Linked DNA regions of Mus musculus: region 1 is linked to region 2. The links are chromatin loops, found by intact Hi-C in ENCODE. Cell type or tissue: left cerebral cortex. All regions are shown on one strand.

The links. Peaks named below come from ENCODE experiments on the same cell type or tissue, not always from the same donor. Only the 100,000 strongest peaks of a DNase experiment are listed, where the experiment ranks them.
Region 1: it touches region 2 in a loop (2.2-fold over the local background); 2 of 42 quality-filtered maps call a loop at or near these places.

The regions. Positions count from the first base shown.
Region 1 is chr10:67,316,908-67,320,907 of GRCm38, reverse strand. No RefSeq gene overlaps it. Among named protein-coding and RNA genes, the nearest start is that of Gm46229, 15 kb to the right of the region's middle. In left cerebral cortex, a CTCF peak has its summit at 1,690 (motif pointing left); DNase peaks (open chromatin) are centred at 216, 1,125, 1,708 and 2,756.
Region 2 is chr10:67,480,059-67,484,058 of GRCm38, reverse strand. It overlaps Gm51825 (a long non-coding RNA gene), which reads left to right and starts at 1,476. Exons shown (of 2, transcript XR_003949057.1): 1 at 1,476-1,828. In left cerebral cortex, no CTCF peak of the experiment used is centred here; DNase peaks (open chromatin) are centred at 483, 1,151 and 1,588; H3K4me3 peaks cover 301 bases.

The DNA of each region.
Region 1 (4,000 bases), 160 kb after region 2:
GACATTCGTCTGTCTGTGAGTTCTGTATAGAGTGGTGGGAAAGGAAGAATGTGCAGGCACACAGGCACATGGGGGAATCCCTTTTGTCTCCCCACTGCTTCTTCAAAGGATTCAGCATCTCTGACTCCCTTTGAGGACATCCCTGTGTGGGTGGCTCTGTGGGTCTCCCTGCAATGACAAAAAAAAAAAAAAAAAAAAAAAAAAAAAAAAAAAGCAAAGCAAAGCCCTGGATTGGTGCTTCCCTCAAAATGCAGAGTCTGGATTTTAAAAAAAGATAGGGATACAAAGCATGCTCAGGGAAGTCAGAGCGCGGAGCAGAGTGTGGGCTGAGGAATGCCGCCTCCTCAGGGGGCGACAGTCAAAAGCGCTGGCTCATCGCGGGTGTCAAAGGCCGAGTTCTGCAGGTAAATAGCAATGAGATGCTTCCCTCCCACTCAGATTCCACACTGGAAGCTCGGGTATTGCTGGAGCCGCATCCACACCGCTGGCTCCATTCACAACCCCGCTCCTTTCAAGGAAACTCGCAGGCCTCTTAAATGTGGCGGCCGGCCCCAGCCCAGAGCGGTTGCAGCAACAGACACAGGAAAGCTGTCACTTTTCTGGCTCCCAGCACTGACACTTATGTCGTCCTTTGTTTTCTGTGACATGTCAGTTATCCAACAGCCATTACTGCATCAACTGCAGGGACTACATATTTGTTATAAGCAAAACCTCGTTGAAGCCAACCCACCCCCCAGCCCTCCCTCCCCAACCCTCCCCCCAGCCCCCGCCACCTGCCCAGTCAGCTCATGACAGAAAGGCATGCCTTCCACACAACTGAAGTGTTCTCTGGTGGACAAAGAATGAAACCACCTACAATCCCGTGCATGACCAGACCTTACGAATCTGCCAACGACATTAAGACAAGGAATGGTAAATTCAACAGTTTATATTGGACGGTCTAAAATAAGATAGTTGCAGCTATGATGAGTGTTCAAAGCCTGTGGGATTTGGGGGAGCGAGAAGGCCCTGAGGAAACTTTGAAAGGCCTGACCAGCGAGTGAGTGAGCAATGACCAGGCAGACCAAAGTTCATGTAACTTCTCTTTAAAACACACCTCGGCTGATGACTCCTCCACACATACTGCGCTTGCTACGCAAGCAAGAGGACCTGAGCTTGGCGCCCCAGCATCCCCACAAAGACACTGCATGAAGGCGTGTGTCTGTAACCCAGGCACTAGCCTTAGCAGAAAGCAGAGACAGCTGGCTCCCAGGAGGTTGACTGGTGGCTGCTCTAACTGCCACACTAAACTCCAGCTTCCGTAAGAGGCTGCACTCAGAAGTTAAAGCCACCAAGATGGCTCAGGGGCTCAGTGCCTGCCCACCATGCCTGATGGCCTGCTGCTATCACTCCCCAGGCAGCAAGCATATGGTGCAAGATAAGAACTGAGCCCCCCACCCCAAAGCTGTCCTTTGTCTTCCAGATAATGCATGTGTGCATGCACCTGCCCAGATGCACCCGCTAACCCCCACACACAAATAAATAAAAATATCTAAATAAAAAAAAGGAAGGAAGGAGAGAGAGAAGAGGGGTTATAGAGATGGCTTGGTGGCTTAGAGCACCTGCTGTCCCTGCAGGGGACCAGGTGATTCCCAACACTGTTCAGCTGACAAGTGTCTCTAACTCCAGTTCCAGGGGATCCGATGCCCTCTTCTGGTCTCTGTGTGCACTGAACACACAGGGCGAGCACACAAACGAGCATGCACATATGCACACACATAAATAAACTTTTCAAAGAATGACTAAGTAACTTAGGGTCGAGGAAGGGAGGGAGGGAGGAAGACACCAGGGTCCGCTTCTGATCTCCAGGTGTCCGTGCTCGGGTCAGCACACCTGCACACGCCTGCACGCGTGTGCTTATGTCTGCACAAATGAAGGCATAGTCTAATTAAACATAGAGTGCGAATAATGCTTCCATGAAGTAAAACCTGCCTCGGCTGTGGTAAGCGCCTCACCCACCCCAGCCACTTAGGACATTTCCTTTGCAACAGTGGGTGTCGGTGTCAGCCAACAGCACCGGCATCCTGCGCTGTAGGATGGAAAATGGGACCTGTATGAAAATGAGACTTTGCCTAGCAGGCTACTTTTTTAGTTACTTCTCTCTGTGGTGAGGTAAAATAGTCCTTCTCCCATTTTAATCAAGCCTACGATGAAGCAGAGAGTCAGGTTCCCTATAAGGAGAGACAAAGTCTTGTAGCCTGGCACTGCCATGTCATAAAACTAACTGTGGTTTTGGGGTGTCGGTCTACCACCAGCAGAGAGTAAATGGAGGGGGAAATCTCTGGCAGGGCTGCGTTCTGGATGAAGCTCTTTGCAGGTCGGTGAACTCAGCGAAGTGCCAGACTTCTGTGTAGGAAGGCCAGCAAACACCTCCCTGGCATAACTGGAGGTGTGTAACAAGGCCCTGCTGGCCATAAAATTGCTCTTCCCAAAAACCTACAGCGGTTTGGGCATCCTCTGCAAGATGCACCTTAGTCCAACGGTGGTTGCACCCCAGAGCACGCGCGCGCGCGCGCGCCACACACACACACACACACACACACACACACACACACACACACACGATGGAGCTGGCAAAGTAGTGAAAGGCAGAAAAAGAAGTATGATCACGGGAGGCCCTGTCAGTGAAGACGCTGTGGAAAATGAAGGCTTTGAGGATGGCACAGCTTAGAAGGGGAAGTGTGGGTTGGAGCGGGGAGAGGAGTCTCAAAACCCAGTGAGTGACTGGACTGGAGAGTGCCTTCGCCTTAAAGGGCCGGCTGCACAGGCGCCAGAACCTGAGCGCTGGCCCCTCCCCCTTCCTCCTGATCTGTATCCTGCTGAAGGAAACACTGAAAGTGGCTGATTCCTAGGAGACAGAAACTAAGGCTCTCTCCCCTTTGTGCTGGAGTCCCGGGAATGCACGACCTGCCATTATACTTAAAGTTTGTCCCACTAAATCCGCATCCAGTTCTTTTGCGAAATCGTGTGAGAACTGCTTCAGATATAAAGTCCTTCATGCAGAAAGAACATTGTCCTGGAAATGGTCAATATTTGGCAGTTTCGGTAAGTGGGTGGAAGATGCTGTCTGCACTATTTGGTCTAGGATGCAAAGCAAGCTCTTTGGGAGGAGCTGTCTGAGCCAGGTTTGCTGGCACACACCTGTAGGGAGACTGAGTTAGAGACTAGCCCAGGTTATACAGAAAGCCTTTATCTAAATAATAATTAATAATAATAAAGGCTCCATACATCAAACAAACCCCAAAACTGTCTCCTGTCTTCCAAATACAGAGTCCTGTGAACCTTCGCTTACCTACCTTTCTTCCTTCCTTCCTTCCTTCCTTTCTTTCTTTCTTTCTTTCTTTCTTTCTTTCTTTCTTTCTTTCTTTCTTTCTTTCTTTCTTTCTTTCTTTTTCTGAGACAGGGTTTCTCTGTGTAGCCCTGGCTGTCCTGGAACTCACTCTGTAGACCAGGCTGGCCTCGAACTCAGAAATCTGCCTGCCTCTGCTTCCCAAGTGCTGGGATTAAAGGCGTGCGCCACCACTGCCCAGCTCGCTTACATTTCTGAAAGCCATGGTGCCATCACAGAAGATGGCACACATGACTGTGAAATGAGGTAAGCAAGAAAGGACCCTTCAGATGTGTGCTGGCCTTGGAGGTGGAAAGTGGGCTCTCTAAATGAGTATGTTACATGTGTGTGCAAATCTGTGCGTGGGTGTATGTCATAAATTCATGTGCACATCTGTGTGCATGTGACATATGTTTATGCATAAACGTGTACACGTATCTCCAAGTTTTATACAATAAAAGGTCTAAATGGCTAAACAAAACACAAAACAAAAACAAAAACAAAACAAAAAACAAAAAACCCCAGCAGCAGCAGTAACAGCAGTAACACTCACACTGAGATCTTGAGATCTTGGATTCTCCGCAGAAGGGATGGGATAGGTGCAGACCTGGCTATAAGAAAGTGGTCGGGACA
Region 2 (4,000 bases):
ATAACCGAATTTACCTGGAAGAAGAGCTGGGAATGGATGGGAAGGACGAATGAGAAAGGAATGAGACAAAGATAAAGTTTCTGATCAAGGTCCAATGGTTGAATTCTTAAGTCTGAATTTAAAGGGGGGAAACCCAGCCTCCACTTTGCCAGAATCTTTGTCAGGAAAACAAGCTCATCTGCTCTGCAGGAAGCTGCAGATGTGGCAGGACAATAAACTTCGCCTAGGTCAGAAGATTCCATCCTAGGTGGGCTAAACAAAGTCTGATTTAATCCCCTCCAGGCTGGGAGAGGGGCACACCTCCAGCTCTGTAACCTCTATGAGCTTCATGAATGAGGAAGGATGCTCTCACAAGCACAGCCAGCTTCCAGCCCACTTTGTCAGTGACAGCATTTTGAAGCTTAGGAATCTGCTAGGTCTTTTTTTTTTTTTTTCCATCCACGTGCTAAGCCCAAATGGGCTTCCGCATCCTGCCTCGTCAGTCTGCAAGGAGAGAGTAAATGAGTCATCCACTGAGTCAAAAAAAAAAATTAAAAAAAAAAAATTAGTGGTTTGACAGCTTGTGCCAGCGCGGTTGCCACCACGGGTTCTAAATTTCCAACAATAGCATCTTGGTGACTCCCCATAGACATGGCAGGCATGCTTTCTAGTCCTTGTCCGCTGCTTCCCTAGACATGCTGCTGGATGGTTGAATTTCCAAATGTTTCTTGTCCAGTTTGTACTTGGTAATTTCGTGCCTTAAAACAACCAACCAACCAACCAACAACAACAAACCCTACAGGATCCATTTATACAATAAGAATAGTATAAACCAACAGCCAATAGTCAAGGCATTCTGTGCCACTAAGTGGGTAGAGGGGTGATCTGTCCAGGGTGTGATGGTTCAGAGAGGATGTGAGGGGTAGCATAGCAGGGGTGTGGTGGAACTGAGCGGGAGGCTGCTCGCTCAGGTGTGTTTCTTTTCTTTTGTAGCGTTAAAGATTCATTCACTTCTCAGCATCTATGTGAGAGTCCGTGATTTGTTTTTAAAAGATCACATATTACTTACATGAATTCTAATGGCCATGCACACTAGTCCTGTTTCCATGAGCCTCATCCTAACACAGAACCTTCTGGAAGACTGAGCTTCCTTGAAGGATGTAGTGATGTAACAGTCAGGTGATGAACAAAACTTCTAAGGAGCACACCTGTAAGGAGTCCCAGTACTTTAGATGCTGAGGCAAGAGATTTGTGAGTTTGGTCTGGGCTATATATCTAGCCTGAGTCTATCCTGGGCTGCATAGGGAACCCAGGTCCTTAAAAAAATTTTCCCCTTTCTTTTTCCCCCAAAAATATTCTTACAAAATAGGCCTTCTCAGTCACTTTAGAAGGTCTATCTGACCATGAGCTAGAGTTTTTGAATATTCAGCTTGTATCTTACATAACGTTCTCTCTCCCCCACTACACCTGCTGGCTTTGAGCGAATCTATTAAGCGGATCCCTTTCGTGAATAAAGGCGAGGCTCCCACAGCCAAGCAGCAAGCAAATGCCTGCCTTCCCATCTGCTCACATGCTGTGCTGACTGCCAAGGGTGTTTACTTCCAGAATATCTGAAGATGCTGTGAACAAACAGAAGGCAGTTTCGGAGGAACTGCTCGGAGCATAGTACATCACGTGGAAAAACAACCCAAACCCCGAGAAACGCATCTGTGGGAGAACCCTGCTCTGTTCCCAGTGTCACTTCGCGCACACTTGGCAGCCAGGATCCATCCGATTGTTGTGGTTCATCCGAGGCTTCCTGTTCTCTCTGAGACGATGCTGGTGTTTGTGAAATCGCTCCTCTCCTTGGGTAAACACTTTCTTGTCACTACACAACCTAGATTCTGTGTCAGGTTTCAAAACACAGTACACTTTCAGAGTTTAAAATTATCAATGGAGACATACAGGTGTAAGTCATTCCCGGACAAAGACGATGGTGAAAGCGTTTGGAGCCAGAGTTCAAGGTCATGGCCCAGGCCTGAGGGAGGGAGGGTGGGTGGGACTACTTATCCTTGAAGGATGGATCAAGCTGGGCATGGTCTTGCATCTGTAATCTCTCCAGGACAAAGGATCACTAAGAGTTCTAGGTCAGCCTTGACTGCATAACAAGATCCCCATCTCAGTGATGAGAGACAGAACCAGAGAGACACAAAGACAGACAGACAGACAGACAGACAGACAGACAGACAGATAGCACAATAAAGGATGGAGTTTATAAAGAAAAGATGAGCCTTGGCTACATAGCAAGATCACTGTCTCAATGAGAAAGAGTGCCAGCGAGACACACAGAGACAGAGAGGCAGGCAGGCAGGCAGGCAGGCAAGCAGACAGACAGATGGGAATGCAATAAAGGATGGAGTTTGAAAAGGAAAGATGAAGAAGAAGGGAGGTCATCCTTCAGAAACCCAGAAGAGCATGGAGGGCAAAATGGATGTTGAAATATGACATTAGCACTGGCCAAAACTTCCTGTGGGAGACTGTGTTAAGGATGAAGGTGGTCCTGGGAAAGAGTGCAAGCCAGACCTTGAAAAGTTTAGAGTAAGCAAGAGTGAAGGTGTATTGTTATAGGGGTGTATGTGTGTGTGTGTGTGTGTGTGTGTGTGTGTGTGTGGCACAGCAGAGGACAGTATGTGAGAGCCAGCTCTCTCCTTTTACTACGTGGGCTCTGGGGATCAATCTCAGGTTATGAGGTTTGGCAGCAGGTGATCTCACCCAGGGAGCCATTTCACAGGTCCGGTGACATCTTAATTTAAAATAATTCTTTCAGTTTAGGCTTGTAAGTTGAAACAAAGGGACCTCCAAGTGCTGCACAAAAGGTGCATACATAAAATAAATACTGAATAAAAACAGCAAGACAGAGGCAGCTGCAACATCACTCCTTCTCTGTGAAGTCTACCAAAGCAAGATCAGGGCCTTGGCCACTGTTGTTTCTTCCCTCCCCTTGAGAAACTCTTCCTTTCACAACTTTCTGTTTTGCCATAGTCACCTCAAGCCTCAGTTTAGGCATCTACCCTATGAGAGAACTATGCTTCTTGTTGTTTGGTTGGAAACAGTGAGGAGATGAGAGTGTCTCTGTGGTGGGAAATCTCAGTTCTCAACTTGACAGACATCCTGCCCACTGTGGGTGGCACCATTCCTTTGGCTAGTACATTGGACCGTGTGAAAGGGAGAAAGTAAGCACTTGTCGCCGCCTACTTTCTGACTGTGTATGAAGTATGAACAGCGCCTCAAGTTTCTGCCACTGTGACATACCTGAGCTGTGAGCCAAATTAACCCTTAAGATGCTCTTGTCAGAATACTTTATAAATGCAACCAGAAGAAAAGCTAAACTAGTTGGGTGTTGCCAGGTGTGTTAGGATAGTCTCTCTCTCTCTCTCTCTCTCTCTCTCTCTCTCTCTCTCTCTCTCTCACTGTCTTTCATTCTCTTTATAGGCCCACATGGCTCTCACTACCTGAAGGCCCACTCCCCAGTTGCTACAGCTAAATTTATTCTTGTTCTTTAAGACATAAGCTTGTCAAAATAGTTGTTGAAGGCAATGGAAGGCAGAAAAGATCTGTCATTGTAAAACTCACACAGCCGAATATTCAGTGAACCAGGATGTATGCTCTTGCATGCGCACATGCACGTGCACGCACACACACACACACACACACACCAATTCCAGCTTAACATGTTTAAATTTTTTATTTTATTTTTATTGATATGTGTGTGCATGTGCATGTGTGTGCAAGCAGCTGTGTGTGTGTATGTGCATATGTGTGCAGGTGTCCCCAGAGACCAGGAAAGGACTTACAAATCAGTCACAAAGAGACCAGAATTATCTGATGCCTTTAATATGAGAGGCTTAGAGTGACAGATAAGCTGCCAGAAACTGAAAGTAGAACAAACAGTATTGGTGGTTGGGACAAGAGTCATAGGGAGTTACCATTTCATTTCTTGTCTGTGAGAGAGAAAGGAATGTGGAAATAGTTTAATGGTTCC